2 separate regions of the Homo sapiens genome follow, and region 2 is linked to region 1. A link is a loop called in an ENCODE intact Hi-C map of the cell type or tissue named here. Cell type or tissue: Caco-2. All regions are shown on one strand. Each heading gives the region's core, and the rest is flanking DNA. Links, peaks and the distances in the headings are about the cores only. Region 1 holds the start of CFP (complement factor properdin). Region 2 has its middle 20 kb from the start of ARAF.

Region 1 (11,787 bases), core at 3,287-11,286:
TGTACCCAACTCTTAACTAAGCTGTTTACATGCATCATTTCATCCAACCCTCACAACAATCCAGTGGGGTGGATAATATAATGTCTATTTTACAGATGAGGGAATACAAGAACTCCAGTTAATTCCCAAAGGGTCATGTTCACTTTATGATCAACACATTTTTTTAAGAATGTGCCAGGAAGAGGAAACATCCAGTGCCAATGTGGCTGGAACAAGCTGAAGGGGGTTGTGGTAGCAGGGGCCAGATTGGGTAGGACCTTGACCATAGTGAGCAGTGATGGTGGACTAGGAGAGGTGGCAGAAGATAGGCAAGAAGTAAGTAGATATGGAGTCTCTTTTGCCTGCAGAATTTTCAGGTGACTCATCCACTTATTCATTTGTTCATCCTTTATTCATTAAATCATTGGCTGGTTTAAACAAGGCAGTAATAGTGTGGGGTCTGGAGACACAGTGCCTGGGTTCAAGTGGGGCCTCCACCATACACTTGGGAAAGTGACTTAATCTTTCTGAGATTTGGTTTCCTCATCTGTAAAAAGGATACATCTCTAACCCACCTCTAAGGAGAGGGGTAGGAAGGGGGCAACCTCTGTACCTTTGCATGTGTTGTAACTTCTGCCAGGAATGTCCTCTCCTTCTCTCTCGAGGGCTGCCTTTGGCCACTGTCTGCAGGAACCCCTCACCCCCAGGTCTCAGATTCTATCCCCTCCTCCCCTAGGCTTCCACAGTACCCAAGTCAAACACTTCCCAAACCATCCTCTACTCCCTCCTCCAACCCAGCCAGCTTCAGTCCCACCTCCAGGCCTTTGATTTGGCCACTCTTTTCTCCTCCCTTCAGGATTCCTTCTCTGGCATTCCAAATCCTAGTGTTACCCAGATGGGGATCTCCCCGCAAATCAGATATTTTCCAATGTCTTGAAGTATGTGCTCCCTGGTTTTTTGCCCAGTAACGGAAGCAAACAAGCTGTGCAGGGCGCGGTGCCCTCTTTGGGGACAGGAACAGCTGCAGGTCTACAGATCTTTCTGACTCCTTTAGGTCTGAATTCAGGTTCCTCGGGAATCTATCTCCAGGCTGCGCCTCTTCCTGGGGTCCCCATTCCTAGGTTCCTAGTACTTGTGGCCCCAGCACCATTTCATTTTTCCACGTGGCTCAATTTCCAGAAATTAATTTTTTGTAGATTGTTTTGTAGAGGAATGAGGATTCACCTCAGGAGTGCCTCAATTCACTAAGGCAAAGGTTAGGCTCCCCCAAACTGTCTCCATCTTGTTCAGCAGGAATAGGCGTACAAAAGGGGCCCCAATAATGATTTTGCTGTACATTGGTGAGCAACGACTCTCAAACACACACCCCTGACATATGTTCACATTCAGTATTGTACCCATGTTTGTGACTCACACATACATGTCCATGGCACCTTAATGTGTATGTGCACACACGGGACTCCTGCATTGTTATGGCATACATACATTTGTAACCTCACACACATGCCACATATCAATACATCCTTAATTCTTGCACAGGCCCAAAGGTCTGCATCTCTCTCTCACACACACACAGCTGAATTCCCACTTTCTTGTAAACGTATACCTCTCTCATACCCTGTAGTAGCAACCAGAACCCCTCACTTTGGCTCAGTCTTCCCAAGATGACCAAGTAAGTACTCATCAACTTCATCTTCACTTCAACTCATTGACTGGTCCACTTGAATAAGGGGAAAACGAACCAGAGAAGTCAAGTAAGTGTACCAATATACTCTGGGTGTGCATGTCACAAACCTCCTACCCGAACCTTCCCACACAGACGGGTCCCCTCCACCCACAGCACTCTTGACATTTAAGACCTCATCACAATCCATGATGCTTCAAAAATGTCCAGCCTACTACCTTTCTGTGCGTGTTTCCTTTGTAAAATGGGGATAATAATACTTACCCACATGGGTTTGCTGTGGACGAAATGAGTTCATGCTATGGAAAGCCTTAAGACACTACTAAGCACACAGTAAGTACTTTCTAAGTAGTAGCTATTACCATGATTATTATGATTCTTATGATGCGTCTCTTCACAAGGGGCCCGGCATTCAGTAAGTGGTAAATGAATGAGCAAATGCTAAAAGCACTGGTGTCTGGCTTTGTTCCCTTTACTGCGGAGACACGTAACGCTCTGATTCCTCTTCTTCTCTATTCTCCGTGATGTCCAGCACTATTGTTAGTATACAGTAGGCGTTAAGTGTTGAATAGATGTTCACACGAAAGGAATACCTTCTGAGTCTGTTCCCTCACTCAGATGTCCTCTTTCTACCAGCCCTCCTCCACCCTAGATGCTCAGACTCAGCTTTAGCATACAGCAGGCGCTAATAAGTGTTGAATGAATGAACAAATTACCAGAGGAAAGTGTCTGGATTTGTCTTGGGGGCTCCTCCGGGCGGATACTGACTCTAGCTTCTTTGCCCCTCCTCAGCTCAGAGCGCAACACAGGCACTTCCTCGGCCCGCCCCCCGCCTCGCCGAGCTATTTGTCGCTGGTAATTGTGGCATTGGAGCTGGGCTGTCGGGAGTGGGTGGGTGCAGGTGCTCGGGCGGCAGGGTGCCAGCCTCGGCCACGCCTCTGCCGTTCATCCTCGACTGACGCGGAGTCGGAGTCGGCCGGCAGAGGCTCCTCCAGGGTTCCGGCTGGTGGGAATCTAGGGAGGTCCAGGAGACGGGGAGACAACGAACAAGCACGCCGGCCAATCAAGAAGTGCCTGCCAGGACAAGTAGCCAATCAGGAAACCCGTAACGCGGAGCTCTGCAGAGGAACGTGCCGGGCGGCCCTGAGGCTCTAAGGGGGCTGCGCAGGGCCCAGACATTGGGGTTATGGCAGCGGCGGGGAGAGGCTGGGACTGCACACTCGCTTTCACTCCTGCCAACCTGCGACCACAGTGGAAAATACTGTTTTCCGCAACAGGCTGCTGTGTCTTGGCCCGTGCTGTGCTGTTTGCCCTATGAGATGCTATCACCCTACTTTTGGGGAAGGGGATAGGTTGTTTTTCCTCCTTTAAGGAATCGTAGACGAACTCGAAGAGGCTAGTTTATTGAGGTTTGGAAGGTCAGGGGGCTCAGAGTGGAGGAGAGAAGTGTTAGAGTTCCTCTTCCTCAGGGTCTTTGCAAGCAGGCACGTGTAGACATGGTCGTTTCTCCTCCACCACCAGCTTCTGCCCTTGTAGCTCCTCACACCGTGGCAGCGGTCTCCCCCAGAAGGTCACGTTCTTCTCGCCCTGACCTTCGACCATGGAAACGGTGGGCCTGAGGCATTAGGGGTGGGGAGGAACGGAAGGGAGAATCTCAGGGAAGGCAAGAATGCATTCAATTCTTATTGAGTGCCTGCTATATGCCGAGGGCTACTTTTTTTTTTTTTTTTTTTCCTTTTTTTTTTTTGAGGCAGGGTCTCACTCTGTTGCCCAGGCTGCAGTGCAGTGGCACAATCATAGCTCACTGCAGCCTCAATCTCCTGGGCTCAAGTGATGCTCCTGCCTCAGCCTCCCAAAGTGTTGCTGGGATTACAGGCGTGAGCCACTGTGCCTGGCCTCCCAACACTACTTTTTAGCTATAGGATATTGGGCAATTTCTTTAGCTTCTCTGTGCCTCGGTTTCCCTCATCTGCAAAATGAGAATGGTAGGAATAGTAATATTAATACTCACCTCACGGGGTTGAATGAGGATAAATGAGTTAATTCAGGTAAAGTGCTCAGAGCAGTGCCTGGCACACAGCAAGTGCTCAATAAATGCTGGTGAATGTTACTTGTTGGCATGAGCTACTTTCTTTTACCTCCGAAATATATACCCTTTATATCTCTTTCCACTGCCTCCAGGAAAAAACCCAATGCCTTGTCCTGACATTCAAGGCCTTATTGTTGGGCCCAAATCCCTGCCCCAAGCCAATCTCTCTCTCTGTCTCCTCCACTTTATTCAAGCTCAGTCCCTGTCCAGAAAGGTCTTTACCTGGGTTATTTGTCCCACTAGGAAAGCCCTCCATTCACTCCCATCCCAGTTCTCTCAATTGCTTCTTCCTCCACTCAGTCTCTCGCTCACTCAAGTCCTTTGTGCCTCCATTCAACACCTCTAATCTTCAGGCCCCACTCTAACCCCCTCAGCCGGGAGATCCCTTCCCAGATGGCAGCCCTTCCACGAGCTGGGAATAGTTCACTTAATCTAGTAGCTTGATGTATGTGGAAGGAAGAAAAGGGATGAACATTTTAACCCTCTCTAACACCTGGGCCCCTCTGGCACCTGGAAACACTTATAGCGGCTAATCACCTAGCTCCAAGGCTCCGTTCACAGTCTTGATGCCAGGAATGCCTTTCCCAACCCCTACCTGCCCTGGGAGGCCCAGTCAGCTTCCTGGACCTAGGTTGAGGTGGCAGCACCTGTTGCATGCACCAGCTGTTCCTCATATGCCTCCTGTCAGGGGCTTGCTCAGCTGGGTCCCTTGGAGGATCCACAGGATCTGGGCTGTGTGTATCTGCAACTGTTGCTGAAAAAGCCTTGGAGTGCCTTGGCTCAGTGAGATGCTGACAAAGTGGATGGAGGCATGAGTGACTGTGGGAGGCAGGCAGTGAATGGAGGCCTGAGTGATGGCAGCTAAAAGCATGGGTAACTGAAGGTCGGAGTCAATGACACATGAAGGACTAAGTGGATGAGTGACTGAACAGGTGACTGAGGGGCACAGAGGCTACGAATTATCCTCCAAGAACTTCTTTCTCATCTTCTTAGTTTCTCCCCACTTCCTGCAGCTGGGAGGTGGCACTCGGCAAGGCAGATACCTTAGATTCAGCAGTGGAAACCCTGGTTTCCTGGGGTAGCCGACTCTCCCGCCTGTAATATAATGACCCCCTCCCAGGCATACTTTGCCCTCTCACTCACGGGTACTTGGGGAGCAAGGGTGTGCAGAGGCGCTGGCGGGCACGGGTAGGATTAGGTCCACAGGGGGGCATGCACAGCCCCCAGGTACTCCACTCTGACCATGATCCTTTCACTGCAATGAGGGGTAGGGGTCACAGAGTCAGAACTGGAGGTCTTGGTGGGAAAGTGAGAGGGAGGCTGCAGAGACGTGAGGTCCACAGCAGAGAGTTGGAAACCCCTTATCCTGCATGGGCCACCCCACCCTCAGAGCACAGTCTGTGGGACACTCACAGGGGCAGTGCTGGATGCTGTAGCAGTGCCGGATATCCTGCTGTTGCCCGGCACATCGATGTCCGTCAAACTTGCGGCCCCTGCAGGTCCTCCCGCGTGACTGCTGGCCCGGGATTTCTTGACAGCTGATGGACTTCATGTTCCGTCGGATACAGGGGCTCCACTCCCCCCACGAGTCCCACTCCCCATCCACTGCAGAGACAGGGCAACAGGGGATTGGACCAAAGCAGGGAATCAGCAAGGGGGTTCAGAGGAAGGAATGAGGGCGGTAGGAGGGAGTAGAGGTGATCAGATGTGTGAATGGGGGACCAGGGGTGGAAACAAGGTATCAGGGCCAGGAAAGGAGGAATCAGAGACAGGAACAAGGCCTCAGCAGCAGGAGCTGGGCAGCAGAGAAGGGCAAGGGGGACTTAGGCATGCAAATCGTGAACCCTGAGATGCTGACCAGGGCAGGGCACAGCTGTGTTGCAGATGTGGGTCCGGGTGGCATCGCCAGCACAGAAGGGGCCCCCATGCTGGGGCACAGGGTGATTGCACGTCCGTTGTTCCATGGTCTGGCCCAGGCCACAGGTCACAGGGCAGGGGCTCACAGGGCCCCAAGGCCCCCAGCCCCCAGCCACTGTTGGAGGAGGAAAGGGAGTGAGGAGAAAGGCCTCCTCAATCCTTCCTCTCAGCCCCTAGACCCTTGAAGCAGACTGTCCCCAAATGAAGGGCTGCATGGTCACATGGCCTAGGAACTCTAGAAATGGCAGAGCATCTCTGCCCTCAATCAAGAGCCCCACCAGCAACATCAGCAGCCTCATCCTGGTGTACCTGGGCAGGGTGGCAGGCCGGTGCACCTCCGCTGCTCGTAGGCTAGCCCCGGGCAGGGCTTCCCAGGAGGTTTCTGGGAGGGCTCAGGTGCAGAACACTTGCGGCTTCGTGTCTCCTTAGGTTCGTGGGGTCCACCGTGGCAGGAGGCTGAGCAGGGGGTCCAGGGGCCCCAGGTGGCCCAGGCCCCGTGTGCTGTGGTGGGGTGGGAGGTGGAGGGATGCAGGTGTGGTCATGCATGCTAAAGTCCTCTCAGCCTGGCAGTTCCCTGCTGTAACCCCGCAGACCCACGCTGGGTGCACCCATCAGCATCCTGTGGCTTCCCTCACTCACTGGGGCAGACCTGCTGGGTGTCACAGGCCTCTGATTCCTGTGCCTGTCCTGGGCAGTGGCCCCCACACTTGGGAGCAGGGTGATTACAGGCTCGCCTGCGGGTCCGGGTCCCTTTGGAGCAGGTGACAGAGCAAGGCTCCCAGGGCCCCCAGCCAGACCAGCCGCCCATCTCTGTGGGAGAGAAGAGAGGGTAATGGGATGGAGGTGGGGTGTCATTCAGGGCTCTTTGCTTCCTTGAGTGCCCCACATGAGCTAATCCTGTCCTTATATCCTCTGCCACCATTCTGGGCCCACCATCCCCGCTCACCGGGCCTGCCGCAGCAACCTTCACATGGGTGCCTCCGCTTCCCCTCTCACCCTCACCGTGCACAGTCTGTTCTCCTCCCAACCCCAGTCAGATCACGTTCCTCCTCTGCCCACAGTCCAAATTACTCAGATGAAAAGCCAACGTCCTCTCTGTGGCCCCCAGGCAATGGACCCTCCTCACCTCTCTGACCTCACCTCCCACCACTCTCCTCCTTAGGTCCTTACAAACACTGGGGACGGGCCCACTCTGAGGACCTCTGTACCGATCGTTCCCACCAGTGCTGGGTGACAGGGAGTGCTTGCCCGCCTTGCTCATCCTCCTCACCAGGACAGCACTGCTGGTCCTCACAGGCCTGGAGCTGCCACTCCAGGGTCCCAGGTGCCACCTTTCCAGAGCACTGCCCATTCCAGCCCACACAGCGCCGGTACCGCAGCTGGGAGCCCTCAGAGCACGTCACCGAACAGGGGGCCCATGTGGACCACAGGGACCATCGTGGGGACCTGTGGAGAAGAGCACACACATCCCATCCTGGCATGAGCTAACAAGAATGGCATGTGGGACTCCAGAGTGTGGGCAGACACGAAGGGTTGCTAGGCAAGTGCGTGTGCGATGGATTGATAAGTCCTTACCTTTTAGGGATATTGGGATACTGATGGGAAGCAGTGGATATACAATAAGTGCTTGATAATGTCATTTACCTTCACAATCAGGCATCTGGAGTTACCATTGGAAGGCTGCATGGCCAACACCAGGTCCGCAGTAAGCAAAGGTAAGGACTAGAAACCAAGGGCTGCTGTCAGAAACCCACCAGATCACCACACTACACGGTAGTAGGTAAATAGAAAGTGCTTAATAAACCTGAGCCATCATCCCTATGACCTCAGAGGCCTCCTCAGAAATAACCCCAGATCTATCCCCAACCCACTGCATAGCCCTAGGTATGCTGTTCATGCCAAATAGATGTGATGAACTGTTGACATGACTTGGGGCCCAGAGCTGCCCTCAAAAATCCCCAAGCTCCCCATGCCCACGGTGTATCTGGGATATATAGTAAACAAGTAGAAAACAGGTCTGGCATACGGTAAGGGCTCAATCCATGCAAGCTGGAAATCATGATCAGGAGACTAGAGCTACCCTCAGAAATCCTCAAGCTCATCTCCCAACCCTGCCATGCAGCTGGTATACAGGGAGTGCTCAATGAATGTGAAGTGTCATCATAATTAGGGGCCTAGAGCTGCCCTTTGAATTCCCCAAACTTTCCCGCCCCCACAGTGTGTCCATATACAGTAAGCACTCAATAAACATGAGCTGTCATCAAAATTAGGGAAATACCAAGCTGCACCCCACCTGCAATGCTTCCAGTGTGCAGGAGGTGCTCAATATGTGTGAGCTATGTCAGTGGTTCTCAATCAGGGGTGATTTTGACCCCCAGGGGACATTTGGCAATGTCTGCTGACATGTTTGGTTGTCACAGCTGGTGGGGAGAATTGCTACTGGCATCTAGTGGAAGGCTAGGGGTGTTACAAAACATCCCACAATACACAGGTAAGCAATCCCCTCCCCCAGCCAAGAATTTCCAGCCCCAAATGTCAATAGTAACAAGGTTGAGAAACCCTGAGGTATGGTCACGATCAGGGCCTCAGGGCCACCCTTGGAAGTCCCAGAGAAAGAAAGTGCCCAGTTTTGGGTGACCCCCACAGACAGTCCTTCCCTCCCCCCCATCCCCCACCCCAGGCTCCCCCTAACCTGCAAGGCTGACAGAGCCCACCACTACGTTTCTGGTAGGCAAAGGCAGTGTTGAGACAGCAGTCTTCCACGCTGACACCACCCCCCAGGAGGCCCTTGCACTTGCCGGAGGATTCTTCATACTGGGTGAAGCAGAGCACGGGGTCTGAGCCTGTAACAGGGCCAGGGGATGGGTGGGTGGGGCTCGGTCAGGGATGTGGTGGGCCTGGACACCCCTGGGGCCAGCTGGGCCCTCACCCCCTCACCTGTGGCTGGCAGGGTGAGCAGCAGGAGCAGCGGCGGCAGCAACAATCGAGGGGCCTGCGCTCCCTCTGTGATCATGTTGAGTACTGCCCCCTGCACCTCTACCAGAGAGGAGGTCCCGCTTTATCTGGGTTGATAGGCTCCTGGAATCAGCAGGGAAAGAGGAACCTAGAGGCAGGAGGAACTGGGAGGGCATCCTGCTTTGACCCCACCCTGTCCCCTCTGCCTCCTTCTCTACTCTCCCCTCCCCATTTCCTGTCTTACTCTTGGTCTTGTTCTGTTTGTTACTATATCCCCAGCACCTCGCGCTCCTCCCAGCAACCTCACAGTGTTCAATAGAAGCTCCTAGGACAAATTCTCACCCAGAGGAAATGGAGCATAGGAGCGTGCAGCAACTTCCTAGCCGTGTGACCTTGGGTGAGTCACTTAACACCCCTGAGCCTCAGTTTCCCTATGTGGAAAATGCATAATCTCTAACATAATGACGGGGTCAACCTCGTGGGGGTGTTGAACCAGGGTGAAGTGAGTGTGCGGTGCTCAGTATGTTCCTGCTCGTGGGGGTGGAGGGAGCATCGAGTCAGTTGCTCCACCTTCCACCCTCCCTTAACCTCGGCCCTCCTTTCCTGAGAGGTTCCCTGTGGTCAGCTTGTGGTCGGGGAGGTCAGCACAAGGGAAGTGAGAAAGGGAAGTGGCAGGAGCCTGGGGAGGGATTCAGGAGGGGAATGGGGTCTATCCATTGTTCCATGGGCCCAGCTGGGGACAACACCAGGGTCTGGGGTGATTAGGAGGGAATAAGCTGGGCCATATTCCATCAGAGAACCCTCAGGCAGATAACACCCCCCTTCTGGAGCCTGTTTCCCCTCTGTAAAATGTGCTCACAGACAGCACCTACAACATAGGTAGGGTGTGTTGCAAAGATTGCGAGTTAAGCTTTTGTTTGTTTTGTCGAGATGGAGTCTCACTCCGTCGCCCAGGCTGGCGTGCAGTGTCACGATCTCGGCTCACTGCAACCTCTGCCTCCCGATTTCAACCAATTCTCCTGCCTCAGCCTCCTGAGTAGCTGGGATTACAGCCGTGTACCACCATGTCCAGCTAATTTTTGTATTTTTAGTGGAGACAGGGTTTCACCATGTTGGCCAGGCTGGTCTCGAACTCCTGACCTCAGGTTATCCACCTGCCTTGGCCTCCCAAAGTGCTAGGATTACAGGCGTGAGTCACCGTGCCCGGCCAGGAGTTAAGCTTTTGGAAAGTCTTTAGAACAGTGCCTGGCATATAGTAGGTGCTCTGTGTTTGATAAATTTATTCAACATTTATTGAGCACCTACTGGATGCCAGATGCGGTTCTTAGCATTAGAGCAGAGAATAGGACAGACAAAAATCCTGGCCCTCGAGAAGATGGATAACAAATGTTGCCCCTCCTCACAGAGGCCTTCCCCATACCCTTGTCTGGCATCCCTGTCACTCTCTAGCCCAGTAGCTTCCAAACCTGTTTTTTTGTTTGTTTTGTTTTAAAGAGACAGAGTCTTGCTGTCACCTGGGCTGGAGTGCAGTGGTCTGATCATAGCTCATTGCAGCCTCAAACTCCTGGGCTCAAGTGATTTTCCCACCTTAGCGTCCCCAAGTAGCTGGGACTACAGGCACACACCACCACACAACTAATGTTTTTATTTTCTGTATAGATGGGGTCTCGTTGTGTTGCCCAGGCTGGTCTCAAACTCCTGGCTTCAATATTTTCTCCCAACCTCAGCCTCCCAAAGTGCTGGGATTACAGGCATGAGCCATCACACCAGCCCTTCTTTTTTTTTTATTTTTTTATTTTTTTTTTATAAACCCTAATGAAACTCCAGGGCCCACTTTAAAATTTTTATTTTGCTTTTAATTAACAAAAAGAAGCACAAGAAAGATAGGAAGGCAATGCCTAATTTCCTCTGCTCTCAGGGAGGCAGAGGAATTCTGCAAATTCAAATGTAATAATTTGGTCAGCTGTTAAAACAGAAGTTCTTCAGGAACACTTGTTTTATGGGCAGTAAAGTATGTGTTAATATCTGTATCCATTACAGACATACTCTGTTCTCTGATAACATAAGGCTATCCTTGAAAATGTGCTTTGAACAAAGGAGTCTTATTAAGATTCTACGACTTCAAGACAATCATTGCTGTGTTATCCTGTGAAAACACTCTCCAAGAGACCTGAAACTGGCCAGGCATGGTGGCTCACGCCTGTAATCCCAACACTTTGGGAGATTGAGGCAGGTGGATCACCTGACGTCAGGAGTTCGAGACCAGCCTGGTCAACATGGTGAAACGCCGTCTCTACTAAAAATACAAAAATTAGCCAGGCGTGGTGGCGGATGCCTGTAATCCCAGCTACTTGGGAGGCTGAGGCAGGAGAATCGCTTGAACTCGGGAGGCAGAGGCTCTAGTGAGCTGAGATCGTGCCACTGCACTCCAGCCTGGGCGACAGAGTGAGACTCTGTCCCAAAAAAAAAAAAAAAAAAAAAGAAAGAAACCTGAAATTCTGGCTGGCTTCTTTATTTAACCACCTGTTGCCCTGGTAATAATATTAACAATATTTCCTTTGTTTCTAAACTGTATAAATACTCATAGGATTCCCTGTGGAAGAGGACTGTCAGCACTCTATCTTTTCCCACACGTTTAGGCAATAAAATGACTGCAGATTCCTTAAACAAAGAGTGAGAGTCTTGTCTTATTTAATTATTACATCCCTACCTGCTACTATGTATTTGCCTGCTTCTTGTTATTCTCACTCCCTAAATATCAGTTCCACAAGGGCAGGGATTTTTGTCTGGCTTGTTAACTGCTGGGTCTGCAGGGCATTAGATAGGCACCAGGAAACAGTGGATGCTCAATAAACATCTGCTAAATGAATCAATCAATGAAATAAACAAAACTTTAGAGATTACGATAAAATGCCAGAAGGACAGTCTGAGTTAGAGGTAAAAATGTGGGCATCCCATGGAGGATAAGTAGTATTTCAAGTGTGAAGACCTGGATAAGATGACCTAGAGAGGATGCGTGAGAAGAGAGAAGGGAATCCCAGGGCTTTGCCCTGGGGAACCCCAGCATTTCAAGTTTTAGAGAAGTAGGAGAAGCCAGCCCAGCGGACTGAGCAGGAGGGGCCTGTGGAGGAACAGGAAAAACAGAAGAGGGTTTTTCTCCAGG
Region 2 (11,787 bases), core at 1,354-9,353, 88 kb before region 1:
CAGGCGTTCAGCAGCACACCTGGCTATTTTAAAAAAATTTTTGGTAGAGATGGGGTCTTGCTATGTTGTCCAGGTTACCAACTGAGTCTCACTCTGTCGTCCAGCCTGGAGTGCAGTGACATGATCATGGCTCACTGCAGCCTCGACCTCCAGGACTCAGGTGATCCTCCCACCTCAGCCTCCCAAGTTGCTGGTACTACATGCACACACGACCGTGCCTGGCTGATTTTTGTATTTATTGTAGAGACAGGGTTTTGCCATGTTGCCCGGGCTGGGCTGCCAACCGATTCTTTACAAAGGGGCAAAAGCAGTTCAGTGGAACAAACAATGCTGGAGCCATAGGACATCCAATAGCAAAAACAAACAAACAAAAACCAAAAAAGGAACCTGGACCTAAATCACACTTAGTACAAAAATTAACTCCAAATGGATGGATCATTGACTTAAATGTGAAGTGTAAAACTATAATGCTTCTAGGGAAAAACCTAGGACTATATATTTGGGATTAAGACTAGGCAAAAAGAATTCAGAAGATAAAAACCACAATTCATAAACGGGAAATTTGATCATTAGAAACTTTTGCTCTGTGAAAAGACAAGCTATAGGCTGCGAGAAAATATTTGTAAATGACATATTCGACAAAAGGCTAGTATCTACAATATAAAAAGAACTCTCAAAACTCAACAGTAAAGAAGCAAACAATCCCTTTAGAAAATTGGCAAAAGATGCGAAGAGACATTTCACTGAATGGGATGTACAGATGGCAAATATCCACATGAAAAGATGTTCAATATCACTCGCCATTAAGAAAATGCAAATTAGGCCAAGTGTGGTGGCTCACGCCTGTAATCCCATCACTATGGGAGGCTGACGTGGGCAGATCACCTGAGCTCAGGAGTTCGAGACCAGTCTGGCCAACATAGTAAAACCCTGTATTTTTTTTCTACTAAAAATAGAAAAATTAGCCCGGCGTGGTGGTGCGCACCTGTAGTCCCAGCTACTGGGGAAGCTGGGGCAGGAGAATTGCTTGAGCCCAACAGGCAGAGGTTGTAGTGAGCCGAGATTGCACCACTGCACTCCAGCCTGGGCGACAAAGTGAGACTCCATCTCAAAAAAAAAAAAAAAAAAAGAAAGAAAGAAAGAAAGAAAAAGAAAAGAAAATACAAATTAAAACCACAATCAGCTATCAGTCATGAATATCAGAATGGCTAAAATTAAAAAAAAAAAAACAGTGACAATACGAGATGCTGGCCAGGATGCAGAGAAAACGGATCACTCATGCATGGCAGGTGGGAATGTAAAATGATCCAGACAGTCTGGTAGCTTCTTACAAACTAAACATGCAATTACCATATAACCTAGCAATTGCACTCTTGGGCAGTTATCCTAGAGAAATGAAAACCTATATTCACATAAAAACCTGTACATTAATGTTCATAGCAGCTATGTTAGAAATAATGAAAGACTGGAAACAACCCAGACATTCTTCAATAGGTGGATGGTTAAACAAACCATGGTACATCCATACTGTGGAATACTATTCAACAAGAAAAAGGAATAAGATGGGCTGGGCGCAGTGGCTCATGCCTGTTATCTCAGCACCTTGGGAGGCTGAGGTAGGTGGATCACTTGAGCCCAGGAGTTCGAGACCAGCCTGGGCAACATGGCAAAACCCCGTCTCTACAAAAAATACAAAAATTACCCTGGTGTGGTGGTTTGCACCTGTAGTCCCAGCTATCTGGGAGGTTGATTGAGGTGGGAGGATCACTTGAGCCCGGGAGGGGGAGGTTGCAGTGAGCCGTGATCGTGCCACTACACTCCAGCCTGAGTGACAGAGTGAGACCCTGTTTCAAAAAAAGAAGAAAAAAAAAGGTACAAGATGTTGATACATGCAGCAACTTGGATGAATCTCCAGGGAACTATGCTGAGTGAAAAAAGTCAAATCCAACAGTTCACATATTGTATAATTCAAGTTCTATAACAGTCGTGAAATGACAACATTCTAGAGATAGAGAACAGATTAGTGTCAGGGATTAGGAACCTGGAGGGGATACACGGCAGGCACTAGTGTAGCAGGTGTGGTTGCGAAAGGGCAGCAGGAGACATCCCGGGGTTGTGTCAATGGCCACATCCTGGTTGTGATATTGTGCTGTTATTCTGGAAGGTGTCACCATTGGAGGAAACTGGGTGAAGGGCACATAGGATCTCTCTGTATTATTCTTGCAATTGCATGGGAATTGACACTGATCTCAAAATCAAAGTTTAATTTTTAAAAATGTGCAGCTCACCTAGGATGATTGTATAACTGGTTTAGACCATGGCTACATAGAATTAACCAGAGAGTGGTGAGAACAAGGTGGGGCAGGAAGGAATCTTCTGGACACAGAAGAGAACAACAAGCAAGAACGTGGTGGTGGGAGCCACACTGCCTGGGTTAGAATCTTGGCTCTGGCCCACACTCGTGCTGTGTTCCTGGCTAAGTTACTGCCTTCCTCCAAGCCTGTCTCCTTATCTGTGAAATGTAGGTGAGTTCATATGTGGAGTCGCTTAGGGCAGCACTTGATACAGAGCTAGCACTCAAGGGTTTGTTATTCTTTCTATCATTTCACCTAGGAAGGATGTGCTCAACTGGAAATGCTAGGTGGACTTACAGTAACACCGTAAAATCCATCATGTGAATGTTTAGCTCATGAGAATTTCACTCTTCATGCTCTGGGGTAACTAACATATATTCTACATACTCACTTGTATGACTATTCAGATCTGCTGCAGTACTTCATTCTTCTCCATCGCTATCCCAATTTATGTGATGAAAAGAATATAAATTTTTTAAAATAAAAAATAACCTATAACTCATAGAATAAAATAGGGAACCATGAGTCCATACTGATATAAATAAATGAATACATTGAAAATTTGATGAGGAACAGAATGTTTACAAGATCTCAAAGTGCCTTTCCGCAAACTACTGATTTTTTAAAATAATTTAATATATTTTATTTAATCCATTATATCCAAAATGTTATCATTTCACCATGTAATCAATATAAAAAGTTGAGATAAGGCTGGGCGCAGTGGCTCACATGTGTAATCCCAGCACTTTGGGAGGCCGAGGCAGGCGGATCACCTGAGGTCAGGAGTTTGAGACTGGCCTGACCAACATGGTGAAATCCTGTCTCTACTAAAACTACAAAGAAAAACCGGCCAGGTGCTGTGGCTCATGCCTGTAATCCCAGTACTTTGGGAGGCCAAGGCGGGCGGATCATGAGGTTAAGAGATCGAGACCATCCTGGCCAACATGGTGAAACCCCGTCTCTATTAAAAGTATAAACATTAGCTGGGTGTGGTGGCGGGCACCTGTAGTCTCAGCTACTCGGGAGGCTGAGGCAGGAGAATCGCTTGAACCTGGGAGGCGGAGGTTACAGTGAGCCGAGATCACGCCATTGCACTCCAGCCTGGGCATCTTTAAAAAAAAAGTGCAAATATTTATTTTTACTTATTTACTTACAAATTTTTCTTTAGAGATGGGGTGATATAGTTTGAATATATGTCCTTGCCAAAGCTCATGTTGAATTGTAATCCTCAATGTTTGAGGTAGGGCCTGGTGGGAGGTGATTGGGTCATGGGGGCAGATCCTTCATGGCTTGGTGCTGTCCTCGCTATAGTGAGTGGGTTCACTTCACGAGATATTTGGTTGTTTAAAGTGTGTGGCACCTCCCCACCCTTTGCTCTCGCTCTGCCATGTGAGATACCTGTTCCCACTTTGGCTTCCGTCATGAGTAAAAGCTCCTTGAGGCCTCCCCAGGCTCCTTCCTGTACAGTCCTGTATAAAACTGTGAGCCAATTAAGCCTCTTTTCTTTATAAATTACCCGGTCTCAGGTATTTCTTTATAGCAATGCAAGACTGACCTAATTCACGGACAGGGTCTCCCTCTGTTGCCCAGGCTGGCGTAGTGGCTTGATCTCGGCTCATTGCAACCTCTGCCTCCCAGGTTCAAGCAGTCCTCCTACCTCAGCCTCTGGAGTAGCTGAGATTACAGGTGCTAGCCATCATGCCCAGTTAAGTGCAATATTTAAAGGGTTCTGAAAATTTTCTTCCTTTGAAAGCTTTCACTAACTGAGAACTTCAAAGTGCTATTTTCCTGAGAAATTCAAATAACTTTCAATTATTTCTAGGGTCCCCTAGCAGTTACTTGGGGAAATAAAAAAGAAAATTCAATGTCTATCTTACTCCTCATGCCAAAATAAATTTCATCTGGATAGAAGCTTTGAATGTAAAACAAAAAAAATAAATAAATAAAAAATAAAACCAATCAACAAACTTGGGAGTATTACGTTAAAACTAGGGGAAAAAAAATATATATATATATATTTGGAAACGGAGTCTCGCTCTGTCGCCCAGGCTGGAGTGCAGTGGCTCAAGCTCGGCTCACTGCAACTTTGGCCTCTTGAGTTCAAGCAATTCTCCTGCCTAAGCCTCCCAAGTAGCTGGGACTACAGGTGCCCACCACCACGCCTGACTAATTTTTTTTTTTTGTATTTTTAGTAGAGATGTGGTTTCACCATGTCGCCCAGGATGGTCTCATACTCCTGAGCTCAGGCAATCCACCTGCCTTGGCCTCCCAAAGTGCCAGGATTACAGGCATGAGCCACCACGCCCAGCCAGGGAAAATATTTTTATAATTGACAAATTAGAAGTCACGAAAAAAAAGCAATGAATTAGGCCCCCCAAAATTTTAATTCTTTGCATGTGCTTTGGAACATTTTGCTGATCTTATACCAAGATAATTTTTTTAAGGAAAATGAGATCAGTGAGTACTTACTGCTCTGCAAGCTATTTTTATTCACTTGGCAGTAAAATAATGGCATCTTTCCAAGTGAGTGCATTTGTTTTAATGGATGTATTAGTATCTCATTATATAAAAGTCTATATTTAGATATTACCCTCTTCTCTTTTGTTAATATCTTAACTAACTAGGTTATATGAGGAGCAAAGAATGAGCCTACACCCAGCACCTAAACCAATGGTTTCATGACATTCTCTGCTCCAACATGTGGCTAGAGACAAGTGATTCTGAGAAGAAAACTGCCAAATCACAGAACAAGTTTACACTACTCCAGGTGGATAGGAAGTTTAATATTTAAAAAAAAAAACAGGCTGGGTGCGGTGGCTCATGGGTGTATCCCAGCACTTTGGGAGACCAAGGACAGAAGATGACTTGAGCCCAGGAGTCTGGGACCAGCCTGGGCAACATAGGGAGATCCTCGTCTTTACAAAGATAATAAAAAATATTAGCCAGGCATGGTGGTGCACGCCTGTAGTCCCAGCTACTGGTGGGGGAGCTGAGGTGGTGGTGGGGCTGCAGTTGGTGGGGGGGATGATGAGGTGAGAGGATGGCTTGAGCCTGTGAGTTCAAGCCTGCAGTGAGCTATGATAGCGCCACTGCACTCCAGTCTAGGTGACAGAGCGAGATCTTGTCCCAAAATAATAATAATAATAATAATAAAAACAAATAAAAAACAAAAGTTCATTTAGATTTTGAAGATAATAAACGTATGAATATTTAAAATTACACAGTTTTGCTTTCCAGAGTGATGATAAAAGTGTACCATTTGAGTCACTAACTCTTTTTTTTCTTTTTAAGAGAGTCTCGCTCTGTCTAGCAGGATGCAGTGCAGTGGCACGATCTCAGCTCACTAAAACCTCCGCCTCCAGGGTTCAAGCAATTCTCTTACCTCTCAACCTCTCGAGTAGCTGGTATGACTGGTGTGCACCACCACCCACCTCAGCCTCACACAGTGCTGGGATTACAGGCGTGAGCCACTGTGCCCGGCCCATTTTAGTCATTAACTTTTAAAAATAAACTTCACACAGCAGTACATCTCAGATGTTTATAACAAAAAGGAGGGTGGATGTGTGTGTGGGGGGTGAGCTTTCTAATTTGACCACGTCAATATTGTATCTGCCAAGCAGTTTCCAACTTGTATCAAGTCAAATGAGTACTTAGTTGTTTTCTTTAGTTCTTAGAATATTTCCCCTACATTCTCCATGGCTCGGTTCTTTCCAGAAAATTCCCTGGATGGAATTTTCCACATAGCCCAGCAGAGGGCCCTGTATTCTGAGCCACAGTCAGGCATACACAGAAGACACTGCAGACACCAATCAGCAAATCAGGAACGAGAATTCCTCTCCTCCCACACTCCAGCCAAAGGGCTCTCAGGTTCCAGTTGCAGCCGGTCAGCTAACAACTGACGGTGTCTGCACTTCCTTTTAGTCTAGGCGGCGGTAGAAATGGTTTCTAAGAATACCCAGTGGCTCTGGAAAACATTTCCATCATGTGAATGAGCCTGCGCGTATTTTATATTACAGCTTTTATTCCCCTCAGATTCCTATTCTCATTTTAAAATGTATTTAAAAGATATAGAGACATATAAAGCCTTCAGAGGAAAATGCATTAAAAAGGAATATATCACAATGGTAAACCATGATTACTACTAAAGAGATTATGGCTTATTTCACTCCATTCTTTAATTTCCCAGATTTTACACCATTATCGTGTTTCTTTTATTTTGAATATTCTCTTTTCAGAAAGAGAAAATATAGTTTGAAAAAGCGGCTGGGTGTGGTGGCTCATGCCTTTAATCCCAGCACTTTGGGAGGCCAAGGTGGGTGGATTATTTGAGGTCAGGAGTTCGGGACCAGCCTGGCCAACATGGTGAAACCCTCTCTCTACAAAAATACGAAACTTAGCTGGGTGTGGTGTCGGGCGCCTGTAATCCCAGCTACTCGGGAGGCTGAGGAACGAAAATTGCTTGAACCCGGGAGGCGGTGGTTGCAGTGAGCCGAGATCGCGCCACTGCACTCCAGTCTGTCTCAAAACAAACAAACAAACAACAACAAAAAGGCAAGAGACAGGAAGTAAATATATGCCCATCAAAAAGATTAAAAACACTTGGAGCAATTTTTAAAAATCTGTATTAAAAGAATTTTTAGAACATAAGTGGGTGCTTATGTGTAAAATAATATACAAGAAAGTAATTTATTTAGCCTATATATATATAACTGATCATTTTAACCCTTGTAGCCAAAAAGTAGAAGCACCCACTTATGTGCAGAGGGTACAGATATCTTTTCCAGAAAGAAATGAAAAACACTGCACCATGAAGTGCCGTTATTTTTATCTTGATTTCAAGGAAGAGAAGACCCTGTCTGATGACTTTCTGTCATTAAAGTATATTTTGAATGAAAGGATCATTTACCCATTTATTCCACAAATATTTAGAGATTCAGATACTTTTCATACCATGAACTCCCCAACCCTCCGAAGAAAAAGGGACCTCATCTAGATCACAAGCCCCTCTTCTTAGGAAACTGGAACTGTTACTATCACTCCAACCCCAGCTGTCACTTGGCTAAGCCCCACTCATTCTTTAGTCCTCCAACTATTCTTCAGGGAGACCTCATCTCCTTGGACCTTAACTGGCCTCTGCCCTCTGGGCATTGCCTTCCTCAGTACCCGTGGATGGGCCCAGTCATCAAACCCATTGCAGACACGGAGGGCTTCTCTAAACTGTGAGTACAAGGAAGGGCCAGGAAACCCTTGAGCCAAACCTGCTGACATGGAAGTCCTATGTACATATATGTAGACATACAGAATAAGTATGTTTGTAGGCATTCTTTAGTTCCAAGATAGGGGATTTCTTCTCTTTTCCACCATATTTTGTTTTGCATTTTAAAATGCTTATTTTGTGCTGAGCGCGGTGGCTCACGCCTGTAATCCCAGCACTTTGGGAGGCTGAGGCGGGTGGATCACTTGAGGTCAGGAGTTTGAGACCAGCCTGGCCAACATGGTGAAACCCCGTCTCTACTAAAAATACAAAAATTAGCCAGGCATGGTGGCAGGTGCCTGTAGTCCCAGCTACTTGGGAGGCTGAGGCACAAGGATCTCTTAAACCCAGATGGTGGAGGTTGCAGTAAGCCAAGATCGCACCACTGCACTCCAGCCTGAGCGACAGAGCGAGACTTTGTCTCAAAAAAATAAAAATAAAATAAAATAAAATAAGGCTGGGCGCGGTGGCTCACGCCTGTAATCCCAGCACTTTGGGAGGCTGAGGTGGGTGGATCACGAGGTCAGGAGATCGAGACCACCCTGGCTAATATGGTGAAACCCCATCTCTACTAAAAATACAAAAATTAGCCAGGCGTGGTGGCGTGTGCCTGTAATCCTAGCTGCTTTGGAGGCTGAGACAGGAGAACTGCTTGAACCCAGGAGGCGGAGGTTGCGGTGAGCCAAGATTGAGCCATTGCACTCCAGCCTGGGCGACAAAGCGAGACTCTGCCTCTAAATAAATAAATAAATAATAAAATAAAATGCTTATTTTGAAATAATTTCAAACAGAAAACTTGTAAGAATAGAACAAAGAACTGTATATCCTCTATCCAGATTCCTCACTTGCTAAAATTTTACCCTGTATGCTTTTGTTTAGAGATAGTCTCCCTGTGTCATCCAGACTGGGGTGCAGGGGTGTGATCACAGCTCACCGCAGCCTCAACCTCCTGGGCTCAAGAGATCTCACCTCAGCTTCTCAAGTAGCTGGGACCGCAGGCGGGCAACCACCACACCCAGCTAATTTTTAATTTTTTTGTAGAGACGGGATCTCACTCTGTTGTGCAGGCTGGTCTTGAACTCCTGGGCTCAAGCAATCCTTCCACCTTGGCCTCCCAAATTGCTGGGATTACAGGCGTGAGCCATTGCACTTGGCTGCTAGTTTTCTCAATCAGAAGTGGTCGAGGTAACCTGTAAATAAGGATTAAAAATTTAAGATGTTCTAAAATAAAAAGAAGAAATTAGCTATTAAGCCATGAAAAGACTCAGGTGATATTTAAATGAATATTGTTAAGTGAAAGAAGCCAGTTTAAAAGGTTACATACTGTGATTCCAAGTATATGACATTTCTGGAAAAGGTGAAACTGATGAGGGAATAAAAGATCAGTGGTTGGCTGGGCATGATGGCTCATGCCTGTAATCCCAGCATTTTGGGAGGCTGAGGCGGAAGGATCACTTGAGGCCAAGACTTCAAGACCAGCCTGGGCAACATAGTGAGACTCCATCTCTATAATAAATAAATAATTGGTGGTTGCTTGGGGTTCCAGGGAAGGGATGGAAATTTTTAGTTTTATTAATAATTTGTAAATATTAATATATGTGGTGTGTGGCTTCTATTTGGATTCTTACTTTAGGACCTGTGAGGGGTGGGCTTAGAATATTGCATAGATGGGCCGGGCGCTGTGGTTCACGCCTGTAATTCCACCACTTTGGGAGGCCGAGGTGGACGGATCATGAGGTCAGGAGTTCAAGACCAGCCTGGCCAACATAGTGAAATCCCATCTCTACAAATACAAAATAATACAAATACAAAAACACAAAAAAATTAGCCGGGCATGGTGGTGGGCGCCTGTAGTCCCAGCTACTGGGGAGGCTGAGGCAGGAGAATCGCTTGAACCCAGGAGGCGGAGGTTGTGGTGAGCCAAGATCACGCTACTGCACTCCAGCCTGGGCGACAGAGCGAGACTCTGTCTCAAAAAAAAGAACACTGTATAGATGTTCTTCTTAAAGAAAAGCAAATTTGGAAGAACTTGTTCCACCAGATGTCAGAGCACATATAACTTAGCACAGCATGGTACTGCTGCAGGGATAGACAAGCAGATAAATGAAGGTGGATGGAAAGCACAGCAGCATGCCCAGCATGGACCCTTGGTCTATGATCAAGGTGTTATTACAGATCAATGGGGAAGGGCAGACCTTTCAAAACAGTGGTTCTGAGCTGGGTGAGGTGGCTTATGCCTGGAATCCCAGTGCTTTGGGAGGCTGGGGCGGGAGGATTGTTTGAGGCCAGGAGCTCAAGACCAGCCTTGGCAACATGGTGAAACCCTGTCTCTACAAACAATAAGAAAATTACCTGGATGTGGTGGCGTGTACCTGTAGTCCCAGCTACTCAGGATGCTGAGGTGGGAGGGTCACTTGAGCCCAGTTGTTCAAGGTTATAGTGAGCTATGACTGCACTACTGCACTCCAGCCTGGGTGACAGAGTGAGACCCTGTCTAAAAAAAAAAAAAAAATCTGAGCCCAATTGCATATCTATAGGGAAAAATAAATAAATAAAATTGGTTCCCTATTGCACACTATCCACCAAACATCAACTCACAGGATATTATAGATCTGAACATGAAAGGCAGAACTAGGCCCAGTATGGTGGCTCATGCCTGTAATCCCAGCACTTAGGGAGGCTGAGATGGGGGGATCACTTGAGCTCAGGAGTTCAAGACCAGCCTGGGCAACATAGTGAGACCTCATCTCAACTGAAAATTTAAAAATCAGTTGGGCCTAGTGGCATGCACCTGTAGTCCCAGCTACTCGGGAGGCTGAGGCACCAGAATCACTTGAACCTGTAAGGCAGAGGTTGCAGTGAACCATGGCTGCGCCACTGCACTCCAACCTGGATGACAGAGTGAGACAGTGTCTCAGAAAAAAAAAAAAAAAAGAGAAAGAAAGAAAGGCAGAACTAACTGTAAAGCCTTTAGTAAATAATGGAGTTTTGTAAATCAATATAAAAAGAAGAAACACAATGGAAAAGAATAACTATCAGCAACTCACAGTGAAGGAAGTTCAGATGACATCTAAACATGTGAAAAAGGGCTCTGTCTCACTAGAAACAAGGAAATTGCACATTAAAACCACAATAAGATTGTCAAACATGGCCAGGCGCGGTGGCTCACGCCCATAATCCTAGCACTTTGGGAGGCCGAGGCTGGCGGATCACGATGTCAGGAGATTGAGACCATCCTGGCCAACATGGTAAAACCCCGTCTCTACTAAAAATACAAAAATTAGCTGGGCGTGGTGGTAGGCGCCTGTAATCCCAGCTACTCGGGAGGCTGAGGCGGGAGAATAGCTTGAACCAGGGAGTCAGAGGTTGCAGTGAGCCAAGATCGCACCACTGCACTCTAGCTTGGTGACAGAGCCAGACTCCATCTCAAAAAAAAAAAAGATTGTCAAACATGTAAAAGTCTGATGGAACTGTCAATAGGTGTATTGTCATTGGAAATAGCTTGGCGATATCTATTAACTTTAAGGATACACACTCTCTATCAGCCAGAGATGCAAACACATGTCCACAGAGCCTAAGGAGGCATCTCTTTACTATGTGGGTCATGCCAGTGCAGGATTTCTCTAAATATTTTAGTTGGTGCACAGATCTTAAACCCCAGTGATTTGACCCGTGGGAGCCCATTTCTAACATCCACAAGCTAATAACAAACACTAATGTTGCAAATGAAAAGACATTTAAAATGCTCATTTTACAAATTATCAAAGCCTCCAGTGTTGCATGGTAGATAAACAACTATTAGTAGCCTTCCACAGTGACACCTTTCTTTTTTTTTTTTTTTTTGAGACTGAGTCTCACTCTGTCACCCAGGCTGGAGTGCAGTGGCATGATCTCGGCTCACTGCAACCTCTGCCTCCCGGGTTCAAGTGATTCTCATGCCTCAGCCTCCTGAGTAGCTGGGATTACAAGCATGGGCCACCACACCCGGCTAATTTTTGTATTTTTATTAGAGACGGTTTCACCACGTTGGCCAGGCTGGTCTCGAACTCCTGGCTTCAAGTGATCCACCCGCCTGGGCCTCCCAAAGTGCTGGGATTACAGGCATGAGCCACTGCGCCCAGCCCACAGTGAGACCTTTCTAATCAAATGTCAGCTCACTGTGCATGGTTAGGAACTCCC

What was found. Hi-C counts contacts between places; a loop is a spot of excess contacts. Peaks named below come from ENCODE experiments on the same cell type or tissue, not always from the same donor. Only the 100,000 strongest peaks of a DNase experiment are listed, where the experiment ranks them.
Region 2: a loop joins it to region 1, with 12 times the contacts of the local background. A loop is called at or near these places in 4 of 110 quality-filtered maps.

What each region holds. Positions count from the first base shown.
Region 1 is chrX:47,621,163-47,632,949 of GRCh38, forward strand. CFP (complement factor properdin) reads right to left here and starts at 8,768. Exons shown (of 9, transcript NM_001145252.3): 1 at 8,607-8,768; 2 at 8,362-8,512; 3 at 6,940-7,115; 4 at 6,309-6,479; 5 at 5,979-6,170; 6 at 5,611-5,784; 7 at 5,166-5,357; 8 at 4,896-5,007; 9 at 2,120-3,278. The coding sequence starts at 8,682. The coding sequence ends at 3,113. In Caco-2, for the core only: no CTCF peak of the experiment used is centred there; a DNase peak (open chromatin) is centred at 8,139.
Region 2 is chrX:47,535,147-47,546,933 of GRCh38, forward strand. No RefSeq gene overlaps it. Among named protein-coding and RNA genes, the nearest start is that of ARAF, 20 kb to the right of the region's middle. RefSeq lists an enhancer at 6,044-6,338. In Caco-2, for the core only: a CTCF peak has its summit at 6,100 (motif pointing right); a DNase peak (open chromatin) is centred at 6,205.